Regions from separate parts of the Homo sapiens genome. Here all the other regions are linked to region 1. A link is a contact called in ENCODE Hi-C or POLR2A ChIA-PET data. All regions are on one chromosome and are shown on one strand. The core of a region is the stretch at or near the end of the contact, and the rest is flanking DNA. Distances in the headings are between cores, read along the strand shown.

What was found. Hi-C counts contacts between places; a loop is a spot of excess contacts on that map. ChIA-PET counts read pairs that join two places held with the same protein, here RNA polymerase II (POLR2A). Pooled maps may share reads with other maps.
Region 2: a pooled map shows a loop between it and region 1 (2.8-fold over the local background). The contact joins two enhancer-like sites. A Hi-C loop is called at or near these places in 1 of 37 single-sample maps with no recorded cell type and 2 of 50 pooled maps. POLR2A ChIA-PET finds 5 or more read pairs at or near these places in 1 of 52 experiments (PC-9).
Region 3: a map of gastrocnemius medialis shows a loop between it and region 1 (3-fold over the local background). The contact joins the promoter of TSPAN3 here to the enhancer-like site in region 1. A Hi-C loop is called at or near these places in 2 of 168 maps with a recorded cell type or tissue (aorta and gastrocnemius medialis), 1 of 37 single-sample maps with no recorded cell type and 4 of 50 pooled maps. POLR2A ChIA-PET finds 5 or more read pairs at or near these places in 1 of 52 experiments (A673).
Region 4: a pooled map shows a loop between it and region 1 (8-fold over the local background). The contact joins two enhancer-like sites. A Hi-C loop is called at or near these places in 1 of 168 maps with a recorded cell type or tissue (endothelial cell of umbilical vein), 5 of 37 single-sample maps with no recorded cell type and 8 of 50 pooled maps. POLR2A ChIA-PET finds 5 or more read pairs at or near these places in 2 of 52 experiments (activated CD8-positive, alpha-beta memory T cell and activated T-cell).

Annotation. Positions count from the first base shown.
Region 1 is chr15:76,188,751-76,193,495 of GRCh38, reverse strand. It overlaps TMEM266 (transmembrane protein 266), which reads right to left. Exons shown (of 11, transcript NM_152335.5): 9 at 1,339-1,528. Among named protein-coding and RNA genes, the nearest start is that of ETFA, 120 kb to the left of the region's middle. RefSeq lists an enhancer at 2,395-2,464 and a silencer at 3,246-3,399. Within about 2 kb of position 2,600, at least 5 of the 41 ENCODE cell types and tissues checked have a DNase peak (open chromatin) inside an H3K27ac peak, as active enhancers do; they include gastrocnemius medialis, where a contact is called at or near this core.
Region 2 is chr15:77,177,133-77,181,877 of GRCh38, reverse strand. It overlaps PEAK1 (pseudopodium enriched atypical kinase 1), which reads left to right. Exons shown (of 10, transcript NM_001385026.1): 7 at 1-3,088. Among named protein-coding and RNA genes, the nearest start is that of LINC00597, 46 kb to the left of the region's middle. RefSeq lists enhancers at 1-42, 1,884-2,023. Within about 2 kb of position 2,022, at least 4 of the 41 ENCODE cell types and tissues checked have a DNase peak (open chromatin) inside an H3K27ac peak, as active enhancers do.
Region 3 is chr15:77,069,288-77,074,032 of GRCh38, reverse strand. It overlaps TSPAN3 (tetraspanin 3), which reads left to right and starts at 2,924. Exons shown (of 7, transcript NM_005724.6): 1 at 2,924-3,141. The coding sequence starts at 3,079. RefSeq lists an enhancer at 2,558-2,617 and a silencer at 2,758-3,457.
Region 4 is chr15:77,027,217-77,031,961 of GRCh38, reverse strand. PSTPIP1 (proline-serine-threonine phosphatase interacting protein 1) reads right to left here. Exons shown (of 15, transcript NM_003978.5): 6 at 4,048-4,110; 7 at 3,310-3,408; 8 at 2,388-2,433; 9 at 1,381-1,460; 10 at 684-782. Among named protein-coding and RNA genes, the nearest start is that of PSTPIP1, 34 kb to the right of the region's middle. Within about 2 kb of position 1,646, at least 2 of the 41 ENCODE cell types and tissues checked have a DNase peak (open chromatin) inside an H3K27ac peak, as active enhancers do.

The DNA of each region.
Region 1 (4,745 bases), core at 1,351-3,850:
TAAACCTAGCACTTTCCATGGCTGAGGCAGGAGGATCCACTTGAGGCCAAGACTTTGAGACCAGCCTGGGCAACATAGCAAGACCCCACCTCTACAAAAATAAAAACATTAATTGGGTGAGATGGTGTACACCTATGATCCCAGCTACTCAGGAGGCTGAGGTGGGAGGATCACTTGAGCCCAGGAGTCTGAGGTGGCAGTGAACTATTATGATACCACTGCACTCCAGGAGTGAGACCCTGTCTCCAAAAAAAAAGCAACCATTCGTTTCCCAAAAGCTGTTTGCAGTGTTGCAGTGCCTTACAGCCCTCAGAGCTTTCTCACACCCATCGGTTCCTCGTAAGTCCTGTGAGGCAGACAGAGCTGGAGTTAAGAGTCCATTTTACAGAAGGGAACACTGAAGCCTCCAGTCATGGAGCTGAGGAGTGGCAGAGGCTGGAGCTCAGGCCTCTTGCCTCCCCAGCTGCTCAGCCTGCCCGGCTGCGTCCTCACTGCCCTGCAGGGGACACGGCATGCCAAGGCAGAGTGGCTCCTGGATGAAGCTGGGGTTTTGGGTCCCACAGCCCGAGTTCCCAGCCCAGTACCACCATTTCCTGGCTTGGGTGGCCCCGTGCAATTCCCGAAACCTCTGAGCCTCGCAGCAGCCCTGTGAGGAAGCCTCAGTACTGCTCCTACTTGACAGCTGGCAAAACTAAGGCCCCAAGAGAGTCCCATCACATAACTGGCTGACAGAAGAGTTGGGATTTGAATCTCGAAATAACTCCCTTCCATACAGGACCCTACCCTGGGCTATCGCTCGTGTTCCCATCTCCACCAACATCACCGTCTCGTGAATTCTCACCGTCTGCAAGGCTCAAGCTCTGGGCTACTGTGGCCCCGGGCCTGGACTTGTTTGGGCCCCAGTAGGTGGTAGTCCAGTAGGAAGCCCCAGACCTCTGTCTGGAAGCCTGGCTCTGCCACTTATTAGCGATGCGCCTTTGGACGGCTTTCCTGGGTCTCGGTTTCTTCAGCCATACAACAGAAAAGTCACACCTCCTCCTCCGGCTACCGCGAGGACAGGGAAGACACCACACACAACGCACGCCAGTGGCCACAGGCATGAAATGGGGACGAGTCATTTCTAGTTTGGGTCGGTGGCTGGACTACATGCTCTCTCCTGGGCTCTGACAGGCAGTACCGAGGCTACTGATCTGAGCGTGTCCCCCAATCACGAGTGAAGGAGGGGCACACACCTGAAAGGAACCCCATCCACTCTGCGCACAGTCCCGGGGCGCGAGAGGGAGGCGAGGGGGATCCCCGGCCGTGACACTCTGGGGCCGGGTGGAGACCCGGGCTTACCTTGCGAGGGCTGCAGCTCCTCCACGACGCTCTCGGCCGCCGTCTCCTCGTCCCACGTGCCGGCCTCCAACACTTTGAAGCGGCTGCGCGGCTGGCTGAGCACGTGCGGGGCCTGGAGCGCCGCTTCGCGCTCGGCAGCCAGGTCCAGGTCCTGCTGCGCCAGGTGCGCGCGCAGCTGCCGGATCTCAAACTGCGGAGGGAGACGGGCAAGGCTGAATCAGCGGCGAGGGGCCGGCGGGGGCCTCCAGCCTGACCTCTGGGCGCTTTGCTCCTGCATGGGGGCGGGGTGGGGAGGACTGGGCTGAGCCTCCCGCAGCTGGATGATTCCTTAGGAATCTCCCAGCATCGCGGTTCGCAAGAGCTTCTTACGGTTGCGGAGCCTTTTCCAACCTGTGCGATCCTGCGTCTCAGGTGCCTTGCAGTCTGGCCCCCATCTCACGGATGCCCGGGAGAGGAAACACAACGTGTTTCCTTTGTGGAAAGGCCACTGGACGGGGAGTCAGGAGCCCTGGGTGCAAATTCAGTTCTAGCTCTTCGCCCAGATGTGTGACCCCAAGGGGTGCTCGACAACATGAAAGCCTCTTTCAGAACAGGAAACCTCAGGACACCCAGGGCCCCCGTCCCAGCCTGGGGGACCCCATCCTGGCGTCACTGCCCGCTGGTCTGAACACTGGCTCGTTTTCTCCACGAGGAGGCACCCAGGACCAGACCGATTCAGTCCAAGCCGTGTGGCTTCCTGGCCCTGTGGCCTTGAGCAAGTCCCGTCACCTCTCCAGCCTAAGTTTCCTTTTCTGTAAAATGGGGTTTTCACCTCTTTGAGGACTTGGGTTGCTTCCTCTTAAGGGCTTTCTCCCAGATGGCGTGGCAGCCTATTTGAATTTCCTGCATTGCACTTATCACCTTCTGATATTATTGTGTATTTAATGTTTTGTTGATTTTACTTTTACGAAGGTAAAGCACACTCACAGCTGAAAGCATTCATGAACAATAGGGTGGCCAGGCAGCAACCTGGCCTTGTAAAAGCTGCACACATTTTAATTTTGTTTTACTTTCTGTTGGGGAAAGCTTCTTGGAAAGGCTTCCAGATACCTCTTGGGTTTGTGGGTGAGATGGCTGTTCACGCGCCAAGGCCTTCATGGGACATCTGGGCCAACGAGGAGTTTAGGTCTGACACTGCAGGTCCCGGCCGCGGGCTCGCGGGAAGGAGAGCCTTCACCGCCACCTAGTGTTCCCCGCACGCCTCGCACCGCTTCTAAACGGAGCGAGTCGGGAGGGCGGACAGAGAAATACCACGCCCGGGCGCCCTGCCTAAGAGGTCACCTACTTACCAATGCCGCGCAAATGCACCTCGCCAGCCCTGACCCCTCAAACTGGGGTGTCAGACTCTCATCGCCAATGCCTCCACGACAGTATCACTTTCACAGGAGTTGCAAAATCAATCTGGTCAAAGCAGGACTCCTCACTGTCTCTCCAAACCTGTTCCTCAAGTGTTTTTATCTCATTTTAGCTGGAGCCAAAAATGCAATCACCTTCCTTGCTTCCTCCCTTTCCCCCACCCCAACATCCCATCCATCCCCCAAGTCCAGCAGCTGTCCCGCCTCCCTCCACCTCCACTGCCAGCTCTGGCCCCTACAGCCGTGGCTTCTGTGTCCCTCTGCCATCACTCCAACAGGACTCAGGGGGACTCTCCCACACCCAGGTCAGATCATGACACTCCTGTCCATAAACCTCGATGGTTCGCCACCCCACCTGGGAGACAGCCCGAGCTCCTTAGCTTTGGCTTACAAAGCACGTGCACCATCTGGCCCTGCCCACCTGACCAACTTGTCTCATCCTCTCTCCCGTGACCTGACCCCAAGACGCAATCCTTCTTCTGGTTCTGTAAAGATACCAAGCATGCGCTGGTCTCAGGGCCGCGTTCTCAGCTGCTTCCTCTGTCCCAGATCACACGGTGGCCCCCCTCAGAGGGGCCTTCCCTGACCCACCACCTAGGGCAGCCCCCCAGGCACTCAGTTGCATCAGCCTATCTGAATTCTCTGCATTGAACTTATCACCTTCTGATATTATTGTGTATTTATTTTAATATTTTGTTGATTTTACTTTTATGAACGTAAAACACATACAACTAAAAGCATTCACCAACAACAGGGTGGCCAGGCAGCAACCTGGCACTGGACAGCCTCCCAATGTCAGTGTCTATAGGTTCGGTCTCTGGGACTGCAGGTTTTCAGCTTCCTGCCTGAGGCTATAATTTTGGTTGCCTCTGTGCTGGGAGTAGGGCAGGGGAATAGGGCAGAGGGTCCCACTTTTAGGGGGAAAGATTTTCATTTAATCCTCATTTTCAGCCCTCCACCTTTCCCCAGGTCCCTGCCTAACCCAGTGCCCACATGCAGAGCCCCCTGGTTCATTTTCTCCCAAGGACAAACCCCTTGACTCTTGCAGGGTGGGGGAGCTCAGTCTCCTGGCCATGCAGGATTTGGGAGGGTGTCTTGGGATCTCAAATATTATGCATGCAGACCTTTAGCCACCCCCACCCAGTGTCAGCTTCACACTACACCCCCTTCCTCCCAGACTCTCAGGGGTTCCGAGGGGAAAAGTACCCCATTTCCCTCACTGTCCTCCTCTGTGAGCACTTTAGTGACACATGCCCCACTCTGTTCAATCAGTTGCCACTTTCTTGTCTAGTCTTCATTTCCCCGCAATTCACTAAAACCTCTTTCCTCTTTGTCCTGATGGACAAGACTTAAAGAGGCCTTCCTTCCTTCCCTCCTTCTTTCCTTCCTTCCTTCCTTCCTCCCTCCCTCCCCTCCTTCTTTCTCTGCTCCCTCTTTCTTTTTTTGAGACAAGATTGTCACGATGGACAGAGACCTACCCTTCCTTCCTCCCTTCCTCCCTTCCTTACTTCCCTCCTTCCCTTCCTCCCTCTCTCCTTTCTCTTTCTCTGTCTTTTTCTTTCTTTCTTTTCTGAGACAAGGTTTTACTCTGTCTGCCACACTAAAGTGCAGTGGCATGATCATAGCTCACTGCAGCCTTGTACTCATGGGTTCAAGTGATCCTCCCACCTCAGCCTCCTGAGTAACTGGGACGACAGGCACATGCCCGGCTAATTTTTTTATTCTTATATTTTGTAGGGACAAGATATATTTTGTAGGGTCTTGCCATGTTGCCCAGACTGGTCTCAAACTTCTGGACTCAAGCAATCCTCCACCTTCCTCAGCCTCCCAAAGTGCTAGGATTACAGGTGTGAGCCACTGTACTTGTCCAAGAGATAGTTTCTTAATTCTTATGCATTTATGATTTTGTTCTTTACTATCATTCCATTGGGGTTTGGGGAAGGAAATCAGATAAATATTTGTGATCATGCTTGATATGGTTTGGCTGTGTCCCCACCCAAATCTCATCTCGAA
Region 2 (4,745 bases), core at 773-3,272, 990 kb before region 1:
GCAAGAATTGCTTTAAACCTAAAAGTTTGCACCAGCTTCCCCCAGACCCTGAGAAGGCACCCATCACCCATGGCAATGTGAAAACTAATGCCAATCACAGTAACAACCACCGCATCAGGAACACGGGCAATTTCCGGCCTCCTGTGGCTAAAAAACCCACTATAGCTGTGAAGCCCACTATGATAGTGGCAGATGGGCAAAGTATATGTGGTGAGCTTAGCATCCAAGAACACTGTGAGAACAAACCTGTCATCATAGGGTGGAACCGAAACAGAGCTGCCTTGAGTCAGAAACCACTTAACAATAATAATGAAGATGATGAAGGAATTAGCCATGTTCCTAAGCCTTATGGCAATAATGATAGTGCAAAGAAGATGTCAGATAACAATAATGGACTAACTGAAGTGTTAAAGGAGATAGCAGGCTTGGATACTGCCCCTCAGATAAGAGGAAATGAAACAAACTCCAGAGAAACATTCTTGGGAAGAATAAATGATTGCTATAAACGATCATTGGAAAGAAAGCTTCCACCAAGTTGCATGATAGGTGGGATAAAGGAAACTCAGGGCAAGCATGTTATTCTGAGTGGGAGCACAGAAGTGATTAGTAATGAAGGGGGCCGGTTCTGTTACCCAGAGTTTTCCAGTGGCGAGGAGAGTGAAGAGGATGTACTTTTCAGTAACATGGAGGAGGAGCACGAGAGTTGGGATGAGAGTGATGAAGAGCTGTTGGCCATGGAGATTCGCATGAGAGGGCAACCTCGCTTTGCCAACTTCAGAGCAAACACATTGTCTCCTGTTCGATTCTTTGTGGACAAAAAATGGAATACCATCCCCCTGCGAAACAAGTCTCTGCAGAGAATCTGTGCTGTGGACTATGATGACAGCTATGATGAAATCCTGAATGGTTATGAGGAAAATTCTGTGGTCTCTTATGGACAAGGAAGCATTCAGAGCATGGTGTCATCTGACTCCACATCACCAGATTCTTCTTTAACAGAAGAATCACGTTCTGAGACAGCCAGTAGTTTATCCCAGAAGATTTGTAATGGGGGATTATCTCCTGGTAACCCAGGAGATTCTAAGGACATGAAGGAAATTGAGCCCAATTATGAAAGTCCCTCTAGTAATAATCAGGATAAAGATTCATCACAGGCTTCCAAAAGCTCAATAAAAGTTCCAGAGACCCACAAAGCAGTCCTTGCTCTCCGATTAGAAGAGAAAGATGGCAAGATTGCTGTACAAACTGAGAAGGAAGAAAGTAAAGCCTCTACAGATGTTGCTGGGCAAGCAGTAACCATAAACCTTGTCCCCACAGAAGAGCAAGCAAAACCTTACCGAGTTGTGAACCTGGAACAGCCATTGTGCAAGCCATATACTGTCGTGGATGTGTCAGCAGCCATGGCCAGTGAGCACCTCGAGGGCCCTGTTAACAGCCCCAAGACAAAAAGCTCATCCTCTACTCCAAACTCTCCAGTTACATCATCTTCATTGACACCAGGACAAATAAGTGCCCATTTCCAAAAATCCAGTGCAATTCGATACCAAGAAGTATGGACTTCTAGCACCAGTCCACGACAAAAGATACCTAAAGTAGAACTAATTACTAGTGGAACTGGACCAAATGTTCCTCCAAGGAAAAACTGTCACAAATCAGCACCTACATCACCCACAGCTACAAACATTTCCTCCAAAACCATCCCTGTTAAGTCACCTAATTTGTCTGAAATTAAATTTAATAGTTATAACAATGCTGGTATGCCACCTTTTCCAATTATCATTCATGACGAGCCAACTTATGCTCGGAGTTCCAAAAATGCTATCAAAGTTCCCATTGTTATCAATCCAAATGCATATGACAATCTAGCTATCTACAAAAGTTTTCTGGGAACAAGTGGAGAACTCTCAGTGAAGGAAAAAACCACAAGTGTAATAAGCCATACTTATGAAGAAATAGAAACAGAAAGCAAAGTGCCTGATAACACCACTAGCAAAACCACTGACTGTCTTCAAACTAAAGGGTTTTCAAACAGCACAGAGCATAAAAGGGGCTCAGTGGCTCAGAAGGTTCAAGAGTTTAACAACTGTCTCAACAGAGGTCAGTCTTCACCACAGAGAAGCTATAGTTCCAGCCACAGCTCCCCAGCAAAGATCCAGAGAGCCACTCAAGAGCCTGTGGCCAAAATAGAAGGCACTCAGGAGTCTCAGATGGTGGGCAGCAGCAGCACCAGAGAGAAAGCAAGCACAGTGCTTTCTCAGATTGTGGCTTCAATCCAACCCCCACAGTCTCCTCCAGAAACACCTCAATCTGGCCCTAAAGCTTGCAGTGTGGAAGAGCTTTATGCCATTCCTCCAGATGCTGATGTTGCTAAGAGCACACCTAAGAGTACGCCAGTCCGGCCCAAATCTCTCTTTACATCTCAGCCTAGTGGTGAGGCTGAAGCACCTCAGACCACAGACAGTCCTACCACCAAAGTACAGAAAGACCCATCCATAAAGCCAGTCACCCCCTCTCCCTCCAAATTAGTGACTAGCCCCCAAAGTGAGCCACCAGCTCCCTTTCCCCCGCCACGCTCTACTTCTTCTCCTTACCATGCAGGTAACCTTTTGCAGAGGCATTTCACCAACTGGACCAAGCCAACCAGCCCTACCAGGTCAACAGAAGCTGAATCAGTTTTGCACTCTGAAGGCAGCAGGCGGGCAGCTGATGCAAAACCTAAGCGCTGGATATCATTTAAAAGCTTCTTCCGCCGTCGGAAAACAGATGAGGAGGATGACAAAGAGAAAGAGCGAGAGAAAGGGAAACTGGTGGGCCTGGATGGCACAGTCATTCACATGCTGCCTCCTCCTCCAGTTCAGCGCCATCACTGGTTCACAGAGGCGAAAGGAGAGTCCAGTGAGAAACCAGCCATTGTCTTCATGTACAGGTGCGACCCTGCTCAAGGCCAGCTCAGTGTGGATCAGAGCAAGGCTAGGACAGACCAGGCAGCAGTCATGGAGAAGGGTAGAGCAGAGAATGCATTACTACAGGACTCAGAGAAGAAGAGGAGTCATTCTTCTCCATCACAGATTCCTAAAAAGATTCTCAGGTATGTAAAATAGACTGGAAGAATATGGGAATTTTTTAACACATTTTCAGGTGCTAAGTTTTTTATATCTTTTAAGATTGCATAAGAACCATTTCTGTTTGTAAGTAGCACTCTGTGGCCATCATCTATCTTTATAACTGCATTCCAAGATTAGAATAGTATTAAAGTGATCTTACTGCACTGAACAAGGTTTATAGCCCTGGATCTTTGGCTTAAGTAGCCTACTGCATTCTGGTGAATGCAGAGGAACTTTAGCATAGAAAAGCAAATCCATAACACCTTAATAGCAATAAATAATGTGTTGTTTTGGAATGTGATGGTAGTGTGAGGAAGAAACAGGATCAAATGAATAAATGGTGGTACTGTTCTTTCCCTCACTGTAAATGAAATAAAGCTCTTCCAGCAATTCTTTTTGTTTTTTATGAAGGTGTTATCTCTATATGCATTACTTATTTTAAGGGAATATTTGTTTTTTTATTGCTGTCTCTTTCTGTCCTCCTTCCAAGTGTTGTGGAAAAAAATGGAGGGTGGTAAGCAAGCAATTTATAGTTATTTAGCATGTGGGTGAAATAGGAGAAGTTGAGTATTGAGACTGAGACCCAGTAGTATAATATTCAGTTCAGCTAGACAGATTGCATACCCAAATCAGTTCTCTAGGCATTCATTTTCTTGAATACCTTAATAACTATTTATTGATCACCTATTCTGTGCAAGGTATATAATAAATATTTATCTCAAATCCTTATAAATTTGCTATATTCTTCAGATGAGGAAACTGAAAACCCGGGAAGTTAAGAATTGAACAGAGTCACAAAGCTAGTGCTTTTCAGAGCTGGAATTCAAACCTCGATCTCTCATTCTAAAGCATGTATCCTCCTTATAATTTTGCATTCTTAAACACAAGATCAATAAAAATTGTTATATTCTCACTTGTAATCATTCACATAAATACATATGTTTAGGAAGCCTAAGTTTTTCTTTCTTATTTATATTGTAAACAAAATGAATTAACTGCCAGTAAAAACAAGGAACTTTTATCCCAAGTTTGTGACTAATAGGATGATTTCCCTATGCTTCCTGTCCTTTTTATTCTTAAAGATATGCCCTGAGTACTCCATTCATCTGATTCTGAGTCCTTCTCCCTCCTTACTTAAAGTAAGAAGTAAAGAAAGAAGGGCCTGCCCTTCTTTCTTACAAACATAGCAAATTCTGATGGATGGGGCAGATTTACCCGTTTTTCTTTATAAAAGTATAATAAAAAATGAAGTGAACACTTAATGCTTTTACTTTTCCTAGCAAAATGCTAGGAAGTTTTATACACATTCTTTACTAAAATGAGCTTTTTACATACCTCCAAATTGTTGTCAAAATGCTAACAAGTCTCTGTTTTCCTTAAATCCATGTAGTAACAAAGCAACTAGGATGGTAGTCCTAGAAAGAACAGTCTTGTCATTGGTAGTTGAATGTTATATTCCATGGTAAGGTATTCAATGACAGAATGTACTCCAGTAGTAATAAAATACATGTATTTCAGGGCCGGGTGTGGTGGCTCACACCTGAAATCCCAGCACTTTGGGAGGCCAAGGCGGGCAGATCACCTGAGATCAGGAGTTCGAGACCAGCCTTGCCAACATGGTGAAACCCCATGTCTACTAAA
Region 3 (4,745 bases), core at 1,675-4,174, 880 kb before region 1:
AAGCCAGAACTCTGGGAGACACCAACATCCAATGGGTGCAAGGAACAGGTGCTGCTGCAAAGGCAGACAGTGAACTAAGAGATGATGGTGTTATGGAAGCTAAGGAAAGGCAGAGTTCTGAGTACGAAGAAGTCAACGGAGCCAAATATGGTTAGGTCTCGGAAACAGTAAACTCCGGTGATTACAAAGCACCTGTGTGCCAGGTACTTTTCTGACAGCTATATGTATATGAATGCACTTAATTCTCACAGCAATCACATGATAATTAGGGAAGTAATGTCATCATCATTTTCTCCCTATGATGGGGATACTGAGGCACAGAGAGAGGACCCAGCTAGGCTACCTGGTCCCCGAGCCTGTGCTCTTAACCATGATATATGCCACCTCAGAGAAGGGGTAGCAGATAAGTCACTGGTAACATTGACAAGAGCGATATCGGTGGCACTGTGGGGGTGATGCCACATGGCAGTGAGTCAAAAAGTGAGGCCAGGCACGATGGCTCACGCCTGTAATCCCAACACTTTGAGAGGCCAAGGCAGGTGGATCATGAGGTCAGGAGTTCAAGACCAGCCTGACCAACATGGTGAAACCCCGTCTCTACTAAAAATACAAAAATTAGCCAGGTGTGGTGGTGGACACCTGTAATTCCAGCTACTCAGGAGGCTGAAGCAGGAGAATCGCTTGAACCTGGGAGGCGGAGGTTGCAGTGAGCGGAGATTGCACCACTGCACTCCAGCCTGGGCGACAGAGCGAGACTACATCTCAACAACAAAAAAAAGTGAGTGGGAAGCAAAAGAGTCAAGGGCAGAAGTCCAGCCCCTTGCTACAAAGAGGGGCCCAGCTGCACCCCCACCACCTGGAGTCTGCATCCTCAGGTGATCTGTGCGCAAGGCAAAGTCTGAGAAGCACTGGATGAGATGACTCTTTTAGGAACTTTGGCTAAGAGAAGAAAGAAAAAGTAAAACATGGTGTTTAAGTGAGAGGCTTTTCTTTTTAGGATAGGAGAGGCATGACCATGCTTGTAAACTCAGAACTGTGGTTTGCAGCCCCAACAGCATATTCGAATCACCTGGTGTGTTTTTGAAAAACACCTGATTCCCTGAGGCTCGCCCCCAGAGAATCTGATGGAGTTTGTCTGTGTGGCCCAGATGATTGTAATGTGGGGGGGGGGGGGGTCTGAGACCCACTCAAGGAGAAGGCACAAGAAGGACTTGATGAGACCTTCACAGGGAAATGAGAAGGGACACGATGAGGATGAAGAAATGCAAAGGGGATGTTTTGGAAAAGGAGGAAAAGCACTCAGAGCAAAGCAGACAGAGAAATTTACAGAGGGCAGAGGCGTCAAGAAGATAGATGTTCAAAGGGAATCATGTTTGAGAGCCCATCATTTTTCTTTCTTTAACTAGGACCTCCATGGTATGGCAAGAATGGCACTTGAAACACTTAGATGGTGTTACTGGTCTGCTCAAAGGCTTCTGCCTGGCGTAGTAGGCTGTTGGTGATCCGGCCTCGCTCACCTCCAGCACACTAGGCTCTCTGTGTTCCCCTTCCTACAGCACAGTGATCATGTTCCGGTCTCTGGGCCTTTGTCCTTGCTGCTCTCATCTTTGGGCTGTTCCCCTCACCTCCCTTGGGTCCCCTCCAATGTTCTCTCCTCAGAGAGGACTCCTCTCATCACTCTATTCCTTTCCTCTGAATTGTTTCCTAACACTACCTCATGTCATATACCCACTTGCCCGTTTGTTTATGGTCTGCCTCCTCTGCCCGAACGAATGTAAGCCATGGAAGGAAGGATACGTCTTGCTCACAGTGGAATATCCACCACCGACAACAGTGAGGCCCAGAGGGGACACGCGGCAAGTTTGATGAGTGAATAAATGGCTGTTGCTGCTGCTTGGTGTAAATGCACAGGATGCTGAGATTAACAGGTACTTCTGAGAGTGCCTGGGAAAGGTGATGAGTGGGGGAGATTGCATGAGAGCGAGCTGATAAAGACCAGTAAATGGAAATCCTTACGGGCGCGGTCAAGGAGGGAGTGCAGGATTATAATGGCAGGAAAGACAGCAAACAGAGGCAGTTTATTGTGTGACTGATGATGTGTTTTTTGCACTAGACCACTTACTATGTGTGGCTCTGGGCGAACTTCTTAACCTTTCTAAGCCTCAATTACCCGATCAGTAAAATGAGGCTGATAACCATAGTGCCTTCCATCCAGGGTTGTGGTGGGGGTTAAATGAACTAATGGAGCCTGGCACCGGGTGAGCACCCAATAATTAATTGCTATGACGGATTCAAGATTGGGGGAAGAATGTGAAATGTTGCAATGCAAAGAGATGTTTCTGTAATCGTTGCGAATCTTGGTCCAAAACTTACTACCCTGGAATAGAACTTGTTCCCAACCACTCACCCACACAAACATGTCTCTGCCTTGCTAACGCCATCACCAGCCTTTTCTCCTCTCTGACTCTTCTGAGGTCTAGCCCAGCGCCTGGTACAATAAGTTTCTCCATAAGTATTTGTTGTTTTTCTTTGCACTTCTCACCAACAGTGCTGCCAAGATTTTAACCTGGTCAGGAGAATCTGGTCAGGCAGAGATTAGTGTCTCCAACCTTCCTAGGGGAGAATGGGCTAGGTAGAAAGATAGCACTCAGAGGGCTCTGAATCATCTATAAGGGTGGCATAGTCATAGGAGGAGAGTGGGTTTGGTCCACCAGAACCTCCCTAGGGAGCCATCTGCGTCCAAGGGCGGCCAGAGGCCAAGAAAAGGCGCTGAGGCCTTGGCTCCTTTAAGAGGCGTGGCCTCACTGCAGCCTCCGCAGAGGCGATTGGCTGAAGCTACCGGCCGCGTGGGGCGGGACTCGGTTGCCAGGGAGCGGCGCGGGAGCCCTGAGGGGACTGCGGCGGCTGCGCGGAGGAGCGAGGCACTTGCTGGGGTCGGGGCTGCGCGACGGCGCAGGGGCTGCGGGGAGCGCCGCGCAGGCCGTGCAGTTCCTAGCGAGGAGGCGCCGCCGCCATTGCCGCTCTCTCGGTGAGCGCAGCCCCGCTCTCCGGGCCGGGCCTTCGCGGGCCACCGGCGCCATGGGCCAGTGCGGCATCACCTCCTCCAAGACCGTGCTGGTCTTTCTCAACCTCATCTTCTGGGTGAGCGGGGCCGGGCAGAGCGAGGGGCCGGCGGCGGGGCCGGGCGAGGCCGCGGCGGAGGCGCCCGTGGGGGCCGGGCTTGGGCCTGGGCGGGCGCGCGGGGGCCGCGCGCGGGCCCTCAGGCGGCTGAGGCGAGGGGAGGGCCGGGTGTGAGGCCGCTTCGCGAGGTCCCTGCCGGACCAAGCCGGGAGCCTGGGCGCGGAGGACAGCGAGGGGAGGCCTTCAGGGACTCCACGGCCTCCAGCCGGCGCCTCCGCGCTCGGCCCACGCGGGCTGGCTCCGTGCCAGGCGCCCCAGTCTCCCCCCCCCGGAGTCGCCGGCTGGACGGAGAGCGCTTATTGCAGACTGTAGCAGGACGTCGGGCTCGAAATAGGATCTTCGCCAGAGGCTCAGGTTCCGCGCTCTTTGTCGGGGCCTCGCAGACGAGTGGCCGTCCCGAGGCGGGCAGATCCGCGGGGACGCTGCGGAGCCGGGGCGGGGGTTCCACTTAACGCCCTTTGTGTGTGGAGAACCGGCTGACTGTCACCAGCCCAGAAAATGAAGGGTTTCAACTCGAGGAGCCAAATAATCCATTGACCAAGAACATCGGTCTATTTGTTTTGGTCATGGGGGTGACCAAACTGTGAGATTATAACTCTTGGTTAAATATATGATGGAGATGTCACAAGATTTTGAAAGTGATGAGTTCACTTTCAATAAAAGGTGGCTTATGAATTTTTAAGGGGTACACCCTCTTTGAAAGGAATGTTTATGTCATCTTAGTTTGGGTCCTTATCTCATCAGGGACTTTTATAGTAACCTAAGTTGTTCCTATCCGTCTCTCCACCCTCCAGCCCATCTGGACTTTGCACCCGGATAAATCTTTTAAAACGTTTCCTCTATCACATCACTTGATCTGAAAATAAGGAAAACAGAAGCTTCAGCGGTAGAATAAGGTTCAACTCCTTCCCCTGGTCTTGGAGCAGAAGTCCTCAGTCTGGTCCCAAATCACCTTGCCTCTCTGAACTTGTCATTTCCTTAAACACTTGAGTGCCCTGGACAGATTGCTCTGTCCACAGTCGCCAGAGCACTCCTTGAACATTCCGGTTAACCATACTGTGCCTCTTCCTCCTCCCCATTCAGCTCCTCCCTCCCACGCATACGCACACCTGTTCTGGAAAGAATCCTTTCCTCCTCCCCCGACCCCCCAACAAGGGATAAAACTTCATATCCTGACAGCTGTCTCATAAAAGGATGGTTATATGTTAAAAAGCACTTGCTACACACTTGTATTGCCAGAGTCCTTCGGGGCGTTTGTGTGTGAAGAGTCCTAACTGGGAGGTAGTAGCTGTTGGCAAACACCCAGGCGACATTGGCATTTCCGTGATTTCTTCTTTTCCAATTAGAGCAGTGTTTCTTATACTTTAATTTGAGTTACAGGCTTATTTATTTATTTTATTTTATTTTTTCAGTTTCTTGAGTTTATTGTGAAGAATGAAATGCACATATAGAACCAGTTCCATTAGCAAAAGTCGTATCAGTCTTCTCTTTGTAGATGTGGCATGATTTGTGAATCTGACCATTATAAGGGCATCTTTTGCTAATTTAATACGTATCTATATACC
Region 4 (4,745 bases), core at 397-2,896, 840 kb before region 1:
GGGTCCAGAGCTCGCCCTTCTACCTCAAGGAGGCGAGGAGGCAGCAGGGGGCTCGAGTCACTTGGGCAAAAACAACAAGAAAATCAACCCCCACAGCCCCGGACAGGAGCGTCAGGCAGGAAACACAGCAGGCAAGGGGGCCAGGGCTGCCCGGGAGAGCCGTGTGCTGGGCTGCATCCATCCACAGAGCTCAGGGACCCTGGCTGGGGGCCCTCTCTGCTGGGGAGGACCCACCCAGCAGGTTGGGCTCAGTAAGGGGAACCAGGACACCCTGGAGATGTGGGGAGCAGAGGAAGGACTGCGCCTCGGCTCCTGCAAGCACCAGGCCTAGAGCAGAGCAGCCACGGTCCTCCAGCTTCTGCCAACCTCTGACAGCTGTGTCCACCTCCCCTCCCATCCCCGGCAGAGGGGGCAGGTGCTCTGTGGCTCTGAGGCATAAGGAGGAAGTCAGGGGAACCACAGAGTCATCATCTTCCAGGCAGAGAAGCCATGGCCCTGTGTGGTACTGAGCTCCTGTCTTGGGGTTCTGGGGGCAAAGGCTGAGCTGCTGAGGCCTGAGACCCCTGGGGCCAGGCTTGGATCACAGAGGACCAGGTGCTTGTTGACCGGCTCAGATGGACCTGGGTGCTTTGCTGCCTAGAGGCTGCCCTACCTTACCCCACACCAAGGCCCTCAGCCCCCACCTCATCATCCTTGACACACTGCATGGAGAGCTGGTTGCTGTGCACCCACAGGGCGTTGCGGAGAATGGTCAGCCGGTCAAACTCTTGCAGCTGAAAGGCCTGGGGGCAGTGGGAGGGAGGTGAGCAGTGAGGAGGCGGCTGCAGGGCCCGGCCAGGCTGGGCCCCATTCACAGCTCAGCCGGAGCTGACCAGGCCAGCCCTCTCTGCTGGAAGCCCAGTCCAAAGGAGAGAGTGCCCTGGGGTCCCCATCCCGACTCCGGGCCAGCCCTGAGGCTGCAGGGAGGGAGGTGGAGATGCCCAGGGGGTCCCTGCCCCAGCCTCCCTTCAGGCTGCACCACACCGAGGCAGAAGGGTAGTGAGAGGGACCTCGGACGGGAGTCCTGAGCCCTGTTCCCCAGGCCCTGTCCATCGGCAGCACCCAGAGAGGCTGTGGGTTTAGTCCAAGTCCCAGTTTTGGCTTCAACAAAGAGGGTGGAAGAATGCCTGCCTGCAACGAAGGGGCCCAGGACTCAAGGCCAGGCGACAAGCAACAGGGCCAGGGCCCAGCACAGGCCTGTGAGCAGGAGGCTGAATAAACGAGTGAGTAACAGGTACCTTCCCCAACTGCCTCACTTGGGCCCCTTTAAGCAGCTGGAGTAGGGATGGGCGTCTCACACTTCCCAGCTGGGGAAAACGAGGCTCCACGTGGGCCACTCACCTCACAGGTGGTCCGGTGCTCCTGCTCCCACTCAGCCCGGACCTTCTCCAGCTGCGCAATGCTCTGCCTGTATACCCGCTCTGAAAGCGCAGGCAGCCTCAGGGAGGGCCCTGACACGAGCTCCTCCACCCCTGTACTCCAGCAGGTCCCATCCTGGATGCCTCCTCCCACTGGGAGCCCCGCCTCCCCCATGGGACCTGCCCTAGCAGATGGCGGGGCCTCATCTGAATGCCCGTCAGGGCCACCCACGCTGGTGCTGCTGCTGCTCCCCAACTGTGCTCTGAGCTGCCTGAGGGCTGGAGTGGAGCCTCATATATGCAAGTCCAGAGTATTGGCCTCTGGGCATCTCTGGGCGCCCCACCTCACTTTCCAGAGGGGAAACTGAGGTTCAGAGAAGGCAGCTGAGAGGGCGCTGGAGGAGGGGTGGAGTCCCACAGGCTTGGGTCACAACTTCTGTGCCCAGATCTCTGGAGGTCACCTGTCCCCCAGCCGAGGGAGTAGCTGAGTCCCAGTAAAGGCAGAGCAGAAGGGAGAGGCCTTCCCAGGGGAAGGGAGGAGGGTGGGTGCTGTGTCTGGTGGGTGGGGCACCAGCAGGGACAAGAGTGTTGGTAGGATTCGGGCATCAAGTGAAGGACAGAGGCCCAGAGAAGGCTATGTGCACAAGTCCTGGGCTCTGAAGCCCGATGGCCTGGGTTCAAATGCAGCTGTAACCTGGGGCAAGTACTGGACCTTTTAGTGCCTCTGTTTCCTCATCTGTTAAGAAAGGGAACAGTAACAGCAGCCACCTCGGAGGGCAGCTGTGAGGACTGAACACATGAAGCGCCAAGAAGGGCTGGCGAATGGGGGAACACAGCGTTTACTTTGACGGCACATATCTGGAATGAGAGCGCCGCGCCCATGATTGTGCAGCCAGGGGGAGTGTGTGTGTCCCCAGGGTGAGGAGGTGTGTGTGGGGAGTACCGCCCAGGCCTCCGCCCTGGTCGGACGGGGCAGCCAGGCCCACATACCTGCCTCGGTGGCCGAGTCCTTGCACTGCCTGGCTTTGTTCTGACTCTGAGGAAACAGAGGGGAAGCAGCGCTAAGCCCCTGCCCCAGGAGCCAGGGCCCACCCCAGCAGACCTGAAGTGACTGTCAAGCTTCCCCGGCCACCCTGGGGGGAACATTCAGGAGCCAACTATGGGCAGATGCCATCATCCACAAGCAACCTCCGCCCACAGAGGACCACAGGCTAGCTCCATGGAAAGAGAACGAAGACAGGAACCGAGCCCAGGAGGATGCCTGTGAAGAGTGAGACCACAACCCACAGGAGAGGTGCAACTACTGCTGAGCCCCCTGGCTGGGACTTGGGCTCTGGCCCCTGACTGACTGCCCCCAGCTCACCCTCAGGCCACTTCCCTCTCTGGGCCTCAGCCTTCCTGTCTGTGCAATGAGTGATGTGTTTCCTGGGCTCTGGGAGCTCTGATACCCCCACTCTGGCCTAGGGGCCACAGCATCAGGAGCATGGGCTCTAGACCACCTGAGTTGGGGGTCCCTTTTCTGCTGCTTCCTGGCTCTGAGACCTTAGACAAGTCACTTACTGTGAGCCTCAGTTTCCTCTCTGTGACATGGGCCTACTGAGCCCTTCTCCAAGGTTGTGTGAGGGTTGGCGTCTGCTCTCATCACCCTGTGGGCCTCAGTGGGCCTGCACCGAGGAATGGGTCCCTGAGTGCCGCCTGACGGTGGCAAAGGGGATCCAGCTGACCTGCCTGTCCATGGCCTGAGGTTCTCTCCAGGAAACCCATTTCACAGATGGGGAGATTGGGGGTCAGAGAGGGCTAAGCAGCATCCCCAGATGCAGATCTTGCCTGGGGGTGTCTACGGCACCCCTTCCTTGCCTCCCCCACTGCCCCCAGCCCTGGGCGACCCACACGGCCCAGCAGCCCAGCGCACCTTCTCCACCTGCTTCTGGTGGCCGTTGGCGCTAATGCGCTCGAAGGCCTGCTCCGCGTCGTCCGCGTCCCGGCACTTCTGCTCGTATGTCTTCTTGGACTGGGGGTGTGGAGGGGCGTGACTTGGGGGCTGCACAGCCCTGTTCTGTGGTCCCCGGGAGTGAGGCTCCCTTAGCCCAGCCTCCCTTTTTCCCTGGCGAGGGTTGCGGGTGGAGTGGGGGCATCCTCACCAGGGACAGGGATCTGGGGGTCCGGAAGGAGATAGAGAAGGCGTGGGGGCTGCTGGTAGTCCTGCTCTCAGGCCCTCCCCACTGAGGACAGCGCGGCCTGCCCCGGGCCCCGCCTCCTGGGCTGTGCTCTTCGGCGAGGGCACGCCCCTCGCCACGCCCCTCGCCACGCCGCGCCCTCTTAGGAGCCCCTCTCCCTTCCTGTCCAGCGTCTCGCAGGATCAAGCTCAGGGGTCCCTCCTCCCTCCACCCCTGGAGTCCCCAGCTGACTTCATCTGCCCTTCATTCACGAGCCCCACAAGGGAAGGGCCCGGGACCATCCCCACGGGGCCATAGCGCCCAGCACGGGCCCAAGCGCCCCGCAGGCTGGTGCGCCCAAGGCCGAGGTCCGAGGACCAAGGCTGAGGTCAGCCTGTTCCAAATGCCCTGCCCGGGGCCACAGCCCAGGATCGCACCCTGAGACCTGCGCTGCTCCTCGAGGGAAGGCCGCGGCCCCAGGCCCTGGCGCTCACCTCCATGGCCTTCTTGTAGAGCGACAGCTTGCTCTTCTGGACCCGGTCCATGACGGCCTCATACTGCAGGGGACACGAGGTTCTGAGCCGAGGGCCGCGGCCTCGGGAGGCTCCCCTAGGCCAAGAGGACGGAGTGTCCCTGGGATGAGGCGCAGCACCTCTCCTGGCTCTGGAGAGAGGGTGACAGGCTGCCCTCCCTCCCCCAGAGCCTGCTGCTTCACAGTGACCCTCACAATGGAAGGCCACAGAGAATCACAGGGCATGGGTGTGCCGTGAGGTCCTTGCTGCAGACCTTGGCCAGAGCTTCGTCTCCAGCTGGGGAGTTCCCACCCCAACACACGTGCGCACACAGTCGTTCATCCTGCATCCCTGAGCCTCTGCAGGCATCACAGTCGCTCACACGTGTGTGTACACTCTGGCACACACATACATGCAGAGTTCCACATTAACTCGGAGGCACACAGGCCCCATCCCTAGCTGCCCACACGCATGATCACAGGCATTCCTGTGCACACCCACAGATGCCACTCACAAGTACACACTCCCACAGTCACCCACACACAACCACAGGCCACATGCAGGCACAGTGGCCACTGGGCCCCTGTGCCGAGGTCTGGGGCCAAAGCCTCCCCTCACCTCCCAGGCTTCCTGTTCTGATAGAGAAGGCAAAACAGCCAGGACAGCGACTGGGTTATGAG